Linked DNA regions of Homo sapiens: region 2 is linked to region 1. Evidence: chromatin contacts called from ENCODE Hi-C data. All regions are on one chromosome and are shown on one strand. Each heading gives the region's core, a stretch centred on a gene start or an enhancer-like site at or near the end of the contact. The rest is flanking DNA. Distances are from core to core; before and after follow the strand shown. Region 1 holds the start of NAB1 (NGFI-A binding protein 1). Region 2 holds the start of SLC39A10 (solute carrier family 39 member 10).

The links. A loop is a pair of places that touch in the nucleus more often than their neighbours do. Pooled maps may share reads with other maps.
Region 2: a map of CD4-positive, alpha-beta memory T cell shows a loop between it and region 1 (8-fold over the local background). The contact joins the promoter of SLC39A10 here to the promoter of NAB1 in region 1. A Hi-C loop is called at or near these places in 2 of 168 maps with a recorded cell type or tissue (CD4-positive, alpha-beta memory T cell and CD8-positive, alpha-beta T cell) and 7 of 50 pooled maps.

What each region holds. Positions count from the first base shown.
Region 1 is chr2:190,647,345-190,651,737 of GRCh38, forward strand. NAB1 (NGFI-A binding protein 1) reads left to right here and starts at 1,739. Exons shown (of 10, transcript NM_005966.4): 1 at 1,739-2,016; 2 at 2,502-2,638. It also overlaps a transcript of NEMP2 not described here. RefSeq lists silencers at 1,000-1,049, 1,060-1,109, 1,190-1,239, 1,270-1,639, 1,650-2,249.
Region 2 is chr2:195,654,290-195,658,831 of GRCh38, forward strand. It overlaps SLC39A10 (solute carrier family 39 member 10), which reads left to right and starts at 2,937. Exons shown (of 10, transcript NM_020342.3): 1 at 2,937-2,992. RefSeq lists silencers at 3,206-3,255, 3,286-3,405, 3,606-3,705.

The sequences.
Region 1 (4,393 bases), core at 489-2,988:
AAGTCTTTTTCTTTCAATATCATCATCATCATCCTATCCCTTGCTGCAACATAAAGATGTGGTTTGAAGAATTTCCCATCTCAAAGAATGCCTTGTATCCCCATCAGCGAAGTAGGCACACTCTGGGAGGCCAGCCAGGGTGTGGGAATGGCCTCCTATAAAACTTGATTTTTATGTGTATGTTAAAATGGGATTCTACCTGTCTTTGCAGTAGTTTTATATTAATGAATGCTCTCTAATCTTCAAGAACACAATGCTAAAATTCTTTAATTTTTCCACTTTTTGCAAAGAATTGAAATATAGATTTAAAAAACAGACTTCCAAAATTTTTTTGGCAATAGCTTAAGTACATTTTTCTTCTTCTTCTTTTTTTTTTTTTTTTTTTTTGAGACTGAGTTTCGCTCTTGTTGCCCAAGCTGGAGTGCAATGGCACGATCTTGGCTCACTGCAACCTCCGCCTCCCGGGTTCAAGCTATTCTCCCGCCTCAGCCTCCCAAGCAGCTGGGATGTCAGGCATGCGCCACCACGCCCGGCTAATTTTGTATTTTTTGTAGAGACGGGATTTCACCACGTTAGCCAGGCTGGTGTCCAACTCCGGACCTCAGGTGATCCGCCCGCCTCGGCCTCCCACAGTGCTGGCATTACAGGCGTGAGCCCTGGCCAGCCTAAGTACATTTTTGAAGGTGCTTTAATACTTTGGTTAGCAAAGTTTATGCAAACCAAAAAATTCTATATTGTGCCTTGGGAACTCTAATTTAGCACACACCAGCACTATACTAGCGCCGTAGTTTTTCTACACCATGGACACAAAAAACATTAAACAGTAAAATAAAAGGCAGATTTTCAGGAGGTTAAAAAGGTTGGAATTAAATTACCCGGCCAGCGCGACAGTTGTCAAAGCTGTACTTCGGACTCCCTGGTTCCATTCCTCCCTCCTCCTCCCGTCCCAACGCCAGAGCGGAGGTGGGGAGGGGGCAAGATGGGCGAGGCAGAGATGCTCTCCCAGCCGCCGGTTCTTCCAGCGCCGCGCACCTGCCGCCCCTTCCTCCATGCGGTCGCTGCAGCCTTCCCGCCGGACGCCTCGCCCCCCCGGGCAGGGGCGCACCTGGACCACCTGCCTCCCCGCCTCTGCCCCGAGCCTGCGGGGGCCAGGGGAGCCCGGCGCGCTGTTGTTTTTTTTTTTTTTTTTTTTTTAAAGTCAGCCTCCTAGAGGATGTTGGATTTGGCGGGTGTGCTCTTTGAAATACTATATCGGGAACCTCACACATAATTTTTTTTTTTTAATTGCAAACCTTCCCAGTTCACTCCGCAGCTGGAGAGCAGGCCGGAGGCGGCGTTCCCCACCCGTCTCCCTCTTTGTCGTCCCCTCCCCGCGCCCGGAGCGGGACTCGCGGGAGCCGCCCACTCCCGGCGCCCACTTGGTTCCTCCCAGCTGCCGTGTGAATGGGCCGTCCTCCGGATTCCGCGGAGGGGGCGGCGGGAAGGGGCCGAGCCCCGGGCCCAGCGGCCGCCCCCGCCCCCGCCCGGCGGCGGCCCACGCCGGGATCTGCGTCACTCGGCCGCGCGTGGGCGGGAGCCGGAGCGGCGAATGTAGCAAGAGCGGAATCTCCCAATGTGACAGCGCGGGGTGGGGGAGTGGAGGCGGCGGAGGCGGGCGGGGGAGGGGGAGGAGGGTGTAGCGCGCGCGGGGAAGGCAGGGGAGGGGAGGGCAAGGCGCGGCGGGGGAGGCGCTGCCGCCGCCGCCGCCGCCCGCGCGCCGCAGCCTGGAGGAGCCGCCGCCGCCGCCGCGGCCAAGCGAGCGCCGTCGGGGCGGGTGGGCGGGAAGAAGCGGCGGGCCCGAGGTGGGGGGGAGCAGAGAGAGCGCGCCCACCACCTTCCCTTCCCCCCTCGATGGGAGCGGGGGCGTCCCGGCTCCTGCAGCCGCCAGAGGAGGGAGAGCCGGGGGCCGTCGCTTCGGAGTTGGGGCTGAGCAGTCCTCGGGGAGAGCGCGCCAAGACCGCTGCAGCCGCTGGCTGAGTACGTACCGGAGCGGACGGTCGCCACTCCCGGTCCGCCAAGTGCGGGACACTTTCGCGGCTGAGCGGCCACGGGCGAACTTGGGGCGGCTGAGTCGCGGGGCCACGCGGGCACTTTGGGGGCGGTGTCCGGGGGAAGCGGGCTCCGCGCGGCCGCCGCCGGAAGGAGAGGGCGGCCCCGGGCTCGTGTGGGCGATTCCCGGAGACATTCTGTGTGCCAGGGCGGCGGGGAGCGCGGCCCTGACTCGTGCATTTTCCCTCCGAGAAAGGTTGGGGTGCCGAGTCCGTTTTGCTAACGGGGCTGGGGGCGTCACACGGCGCTCTGGGGGTGTGCGATGTGGGTTGTGCGCGCCGGCCCCAGAGTTTTGCAGCCACCTTCGTCAGGGCAGTCTTTTTGTTTGTTTACTTTATAAAAGTGCTGCACTTACCGTCTCGATTTTCTTCTTGGGTATCTTCCCTTTCCGAATGTAGTTTTCTTTTTAAAAGCGGAAGGAGAGTTTTACATGGAAGTGGCTTACAGAAACTTGGCGCTGAGGTGCAGGGAAGCCAGAAACTCTTTGTGTCTCTAAGGCCGATGAGGAATTTGGAAACACATGTGGGACATACAAGCGTTGGATATAGAGGTGTGTGTGTGTGACCTTATCATGGAGAAACACTGAAAATACTATCAAATCTTTGTGGTCTGCAAACTCAGAGCTTCCAAAGCTTGAGATAGGAAATGACACTTCTGTTAAGCCTGAATGTTGCAGGATCTCGGGGAAAGGGATAGTTGAGATGGAATATACATTTGTCGATTCTGCAGACCAAGCTTTGCAGCGAGTGATCGGGAGGAATCGTAGACTTGCATGTACTTACACCTCGCTCCCTGAGATTCGGGAGGCACGGAAAATTTTGGGATGGCTGTTAATTTAAAATTTCATCTGAAAGAGTCGATTTGGAGTAACTTGTCACTACCAGTTGGTTTGCCAGTGACGTGTCTGCCAACTCAAAGAGTGCAAAGATCAGAAGCTGAAAGAGGAATTCTCAGATCTTGTTTAAAAATATTTTGGCAGTTTTAATAGATAATATGAGATTGCATAGGAACAGAGGAGCCGAATTTAAAATAGATTAGTCACGTAGGAAATGCTTAGCTGTTGTAAAAGTGTTCACGCAATGACTTACCTTCCTAGGTTTTCACTTTTTTGAAAATTTTTCCCTGAACAACATACTGAATTATGATATTTCATAATTTGTGTGTGGGTTATAAGAAGTATGAGGAGAGAGGATGCATAGGATTTGCTTTTTCTGTTTTGGGTGGAGATTGAGCTTTTCCTGAAGACCTGAAAGAGCTGCTTCTGATCTAATCTGAGTGCCAGTAAAAGTGGCTCTTAGATGAAAGGCTTTTTCTTCTCCATATTGGTGTCATTTAAGACATACAATATTATCTTTAAGTTTAAAAGATTATATTTTTTCATCGGTATTAACATACAAATAAGGGTTTTCTTGAGTCTTTGTAGATGACTGGCTAGGTCAGCCTTTTTTATCCCTGATTTGGGTATTAGATATTGGAACATTAGGTCTTGAAAGAAAATTTCAAGGAACTTCTGGAAGAAGCTTTCTTGTTTCAATTTTATTATTTTTACCATTTTGCACTAAAGTTAATATGCCATTTCGAGATTAAAAATGTTTTTTTCCCGACTCTGATGGTCTCTTGTTACTTGTGAAGGTATCAATAATAATGTAATAATGACAACATTGAGGAACTGTAGATTTTTATTTTATTCTGCCTGCTAATTATGGATGTAATTCAAATGACAGAAATTCTTAGGATTACTATGGTTGTTACAAGGACATTTAGTAAGCTTATATGTCTAGTAAATAACTTGATCTATCTAAAAAATACTTTATCTCATCTTATTTCAAAATTATTCAGTTGAGTAATCTCTTTTTTGTAAGTGGCAAATAACATCCACTGTCGTATGAGAAAGTTAATAGATGTTTATTCTCCTTGTTAGAGAAACACTGAAAGCATTAGGTATTTTCATCACGGTATAGCTAAGAACCTATTGGTTTATTAAAGATTTTGGGGGTTTGCACTGTGGATGCTTCTTTGAAAGAAGAAATTATAAACTGGGGGACATCTTTGATGAATTTGTTAATGAACTTTAAATATTTAAAGTTCAGGTTGGATGAAAACAGAAGTATGTCAGTTTCTAAAGAAAATATAGACATGGGGTCTCGCTGTGTTGCCCAGGTTGGCCTCAAACTCCTGGGGCCAAGGGATTATCCCACCTTAGCCTCCGAAGTTATGTCAGGTTTCATTGGCCTAAGACTTAGGACTCATTTATTCCATTATAACAAGCCTGGAGCTGTTTTTTGTGAGTGCTATTTATGTACAT
Region 2 (4,542 bases), core at 1,687-4,186, 5.0 Mb after region 1:
GTATGATGACTATTTTCTCCTCTGTAAGAGGGAAACCCAGGTTTATGACATGGACTTCCTTCAGCCACTGCTAAAGATTGGGGTATGAAGTAGGTTTCTTATTTCCTCTTTTGTATTAATAGTTGGTTCTTTTCAAATCCTCTGAGGGGCAAAAAGACCCTTGGATTTACTATATCATGTCTCACAAAGGTAGACTGGTCACATTTGAAATTTTAGATATGTGAACTAATATTGTGGCTGAAGCAGCATGAATAAGCTAAACAGTGAAAGGTAAACCATTTACACATAATTCAGTACCTCTCTTTCCCCCAGGTACTGAAAATCATTTATACTATTTTTATAGTTGAGATGAGCTTCTTTATGAATCAAGTGAGGTGGCTGGAAAAAGAAAATGTCTTACACTTTCAGAAAGTTTTATGATTATAACATATTAGAAAGTCTTTACCCTAACATATTTCTTATATATAAAACTGGTAAAGATAAAATGAAATTCATATATTGTTGCTGTAGTGTCCATTATTTGACTCAGCAGGTGATTTTGTGTAAGCCTGCAAGTCATTTTCTGAGATTCCTTTTCTCAGTAGGAAAAGTAATATGCTAGTATGCAGAGAATCATTTATTCTATCTGATAATTTTGCTTGAAAATCTGCCCAAATCAGTGTGTATACACTTGAAAGTAAATAAATGTTTGGGTGAGTTTAAAAAGTGTTAGGAGACACAGTCTCTATTTTCAAGTTGCTTACCACATAGTTTTCTATAGGGATGACATTTAAAATATGTAACAATTAGTAAAGAATAGGCACCAACCAAGTAGAATGGGAGTGACTAATAAGAGCTGGGTCCAAAGGGCTCTATCTTAGCCAGGTATTAACCCACTAGTTCCTAAAATGTGGAGGTCTGGGGAATCTTGAGAGGAAGGACTGGCACAGGGGTGAGAAGCATGGGGGGATACCACTCAGAGTTGCAGCTGTTAACCAACTTGCATTGAAGTATTTCAGTATTTGATTAGTTGGTTCAGCCGTACTTGTGTGTACCAGCTGAACATTAGCCTTGTATATCCATAACTAAAAAAGCAGTGTAGGTGCCCTAAAATGTAAGGACTGCAAGCGCTATATCTTATTGATATTTGAAAGAAAGGTTATGTATGTTTTAAGGGTGTTGATAATAATGTGTTCAATAAAATAAGTATGAGCCATAAAATATCAAGCTAATTTGGAAGCTTCTTATGCTTTGCACACAAAGGATGTACTATCATGATTTTATGAACTCTAAGGACTTTAGTTCTAGGATGAACCTTAGAATATATTTAAAACGATCCCCTTAATTTATCAATGAATCTGAGGACCACAGCTATTGTCTCACATTTAGTGGCAATGGTGAGACTTGAAACTAGGACTCAGGCTTAATCTCTTTTCTCCACACCTCAGGACTTCTCCCTTTGTAAGCAGGAGTGAGGTCCATGCTCTGGCTTTCCAAACAAGGAAAAGGGCATATGAGTAGTTCAGTGTTCTGAACTACGTATGGCAATCAGTAGGCATTTATCAAGCACCATTTTCGTTGTTTTGGATGTTTTTTGTAGAGATACAAAACAAAAAATAACCTTCTTTCATGAAGGTATAATATGCAGGTTAGCGGGACTACCTAGCCGTCCATACTGAATGGGTTTGGAAATCCCAACTCTTTTCTCTACCTGCTCTGTGATACCAGGCAAGTTAAAGTCTTGTGTGCCTCAGTTTCCTACCTCACCGTGTTATGGTGATTAAATTAATATATATGTGGAGTACTTGACACACAGTCAAGCCTGCGATTACTGCTGTTCATGGTTTTATTTTCTCTACTAGACACCAGTAAGGCACCCCCAGAACTCGCTGTGTTAAGTAGATTCTGGTTGGATATAGAAACACAGGCACCCCAGGCGGAATGCAGATACGCCTCAACATGTGGATTAAGTAAGAGCCAGGAAGCAGAGTAATGAAGCAAAAATAAGACGTCCAGAGTCACCTTTTAAGAAAATGTGGGTTGGTGGTTGCTTAAGAGGGGAGGAGACAATTTAGATGGGATGTATGGCGTGAGCAAAGGGCAAGAATGAGCACGGTGTAGGCACAAGTCCATGGAACTGCTTGGCTGGATCGGGATTTTTTTGTCATAGAGTGTTAAGAAATAGTCGATCAGTTGAGGAGTAGAGGAGTGAAGACCTTGGAAAGTTGCCAAAAGCCTCGAGAATTTCTCTACATGTGTGACATGTTCTCAGGACTCAACTTTTTCTTTTAGGTTTGGAAGACCCGCAGTAAGTGTGCTTTAGAATTAAATGGGTGGGAAGGGGAGCTAGGCAAAACACCTCGCACTTAGCACTAAATAAAGTTCGCTGTTGCCCTAAGAGACTGAAAAGGTTACTTTAACAAAGGGGGCGGGGTTAACTTAACGTAGATGTTTAACTCGTATACAGATGAACATTCCAGTTGATCACTCTGAAGCTTTTTGGCTAAAGCGTTTGGGTTTAGAGCTTCCATTACTCATTCGCCTTGCCCAAGGCCTCAGCAACCGACGTTCGAAAGCCAGGAGAAAAGGCGAATGATAAAGGGCGCTCCACGCATGCGTTAAGAAGCCGCCCCAACTCCCCCGCGGCGTTCTTTCTTGGAACAAAACTAGCGCGGAGCCACGGAACTCCGCAGTTTGCGTAGACTTGAATTTCCTATTCCTCGGACGATCCATGTGGAATCCGTGAGTAGTGCGACTCCTTTACGCAACTGGCGTTATCCGAAGTGAATAGCTAGGTGGCGCGTGTACGCCCATAGCGTAGCACCCATAGGCGGACGGGGTGCGGCTGCGCAGGGAGCTGAGTGGACCTTGTACGCCGCAAGCGTAGCAGGGTGTCAGACGCGCCGGTTTCTGCGACGCAGTTAGCGCAGTCTGCTTTGGTGAATACACGATTTGGTGCAGCCGGGGTTTGGTACCGAGCGGAGAGGAGATGCACACGGCACTCGAGTGTGAGGTAACTATAAAACCCCGATTTGTTTACATTCCCTCCCCCAGAACCGGCCCCGTGCGCGGCGGAGACTGCGAGTCCCGGGACGGCGTGGGGGTAGAAAGGGAGAACAGAACCGGGGAGTCGGGGCTGGTTCCCTCGGGGATGCGGGCGCTGGGGTTCCCGCAGCTGCTGCAGTCGGCGGCGGCCAGCCGAAGCAGAGCGCGTGGTGGGCAGAGTGTTGGGCGCCGCGGCTCCTCGTGTGCGGTCTGGGCTGCTGCGGGCCGCGGGATCGGGAGCCGGCGGCATCCACTTCGCGTGCGGAGCCTCGCGCCCCCCTCACCTTCCTGTGGAGGTTGGCGGAGCCTCGCGGGCCGCGCCCGGGGTGGGGGAGTGACCGCTGGGCGGGTGGCGGCGGTTAGGGGGCTGCGCGCCGGCCGCGGATGGCGTCGCAGGCGCGGGCGGGCGAGGCTTTGGGGATCTGTAGGCAGGTCTTCGGGGGCTTGGCGACCAGCGCCCCGGTTTTTTCTTCTCCAGTCCTTCTCTCTGGTCTGTAATGGGGCGAGGGGACCCCGGGATGGAGCCTCGGCACCGCTGTTCCGGACCGAGGCTAACGGACGGCGGCGCCTCTGCTCCTACTAGTTTTCTCCCGGACCAACCGAAAAGCCGAGGCGGAGCGCGGGGGTGTGAAGATCTCGGCCTGCTGGGGGTCCCTGGAGCTGAGGGTGAGGGTGGGGCCGGGTCGGTGGGACAGGCCGGGTGGGCCGGAGGTGGCGCGGCCGCACGGCTTTGTTCCGGAAAGCCCTTAGGTGGAGAGCGATGTGGGGCGCGGCAGGGGGATCGCGTAGAGGAACCTTCGCGCACCGCCTCTCCGGGTCTGGGAATCTGCTGAACTCCTTGCCTCTCCTGGGGTCCCTCGAACGCCCCAGCTAAGAAGGGCGGGGGCCTTGCCAGGGCGCGAGCAACATGACGTTCAAGGTCTTCCTGTGGCTTCTGTAAAGAAATGTTCACGTGGGAGCCTGTCCACATGGGCTGTACTAAGGATCTGGCACGAGGAAGAAATATCACTGCAGAACCTGAAGCCCTCCGTTGGAAGGGTCGTTCACTCGAGTACCTATTCTAAGTAACAGTGACACAAAACACATGTTAGAAAAAAACAAAAAGTATGGTAGGTTATACTGTTTTTTAAAAGAAACTTTTATTTATGCCTTTTGCTGTTAAGTCCTCTAATTTTACATTGGAACTGAGTCATTCTTGGAGCAAAACTAGAATAGGTTTGTATTTGTTTTCTTTTTGGATGTGTATCTAAATTGTACATAATTAAGAAAAAGCAAGTAATGGAAAAGCTGGAGATGTAGAACTTAGTTCCTTCTAACTTAGTATGCAATTGAAAGCCTCAAGTCAAGACTCCTGTGTATTGTTTTGTATTAGGACTCTATTGTACAAATATTTGAGTACCTTAATATGAGTCAGTTACTTTTTCTAGATCTTGGATCCATGCCAGACAACGCACATTCTGCAGACACTGGTTACTCCAGTGGCTCCTTACTGGAAACATATAATATCAGTGATAAGTG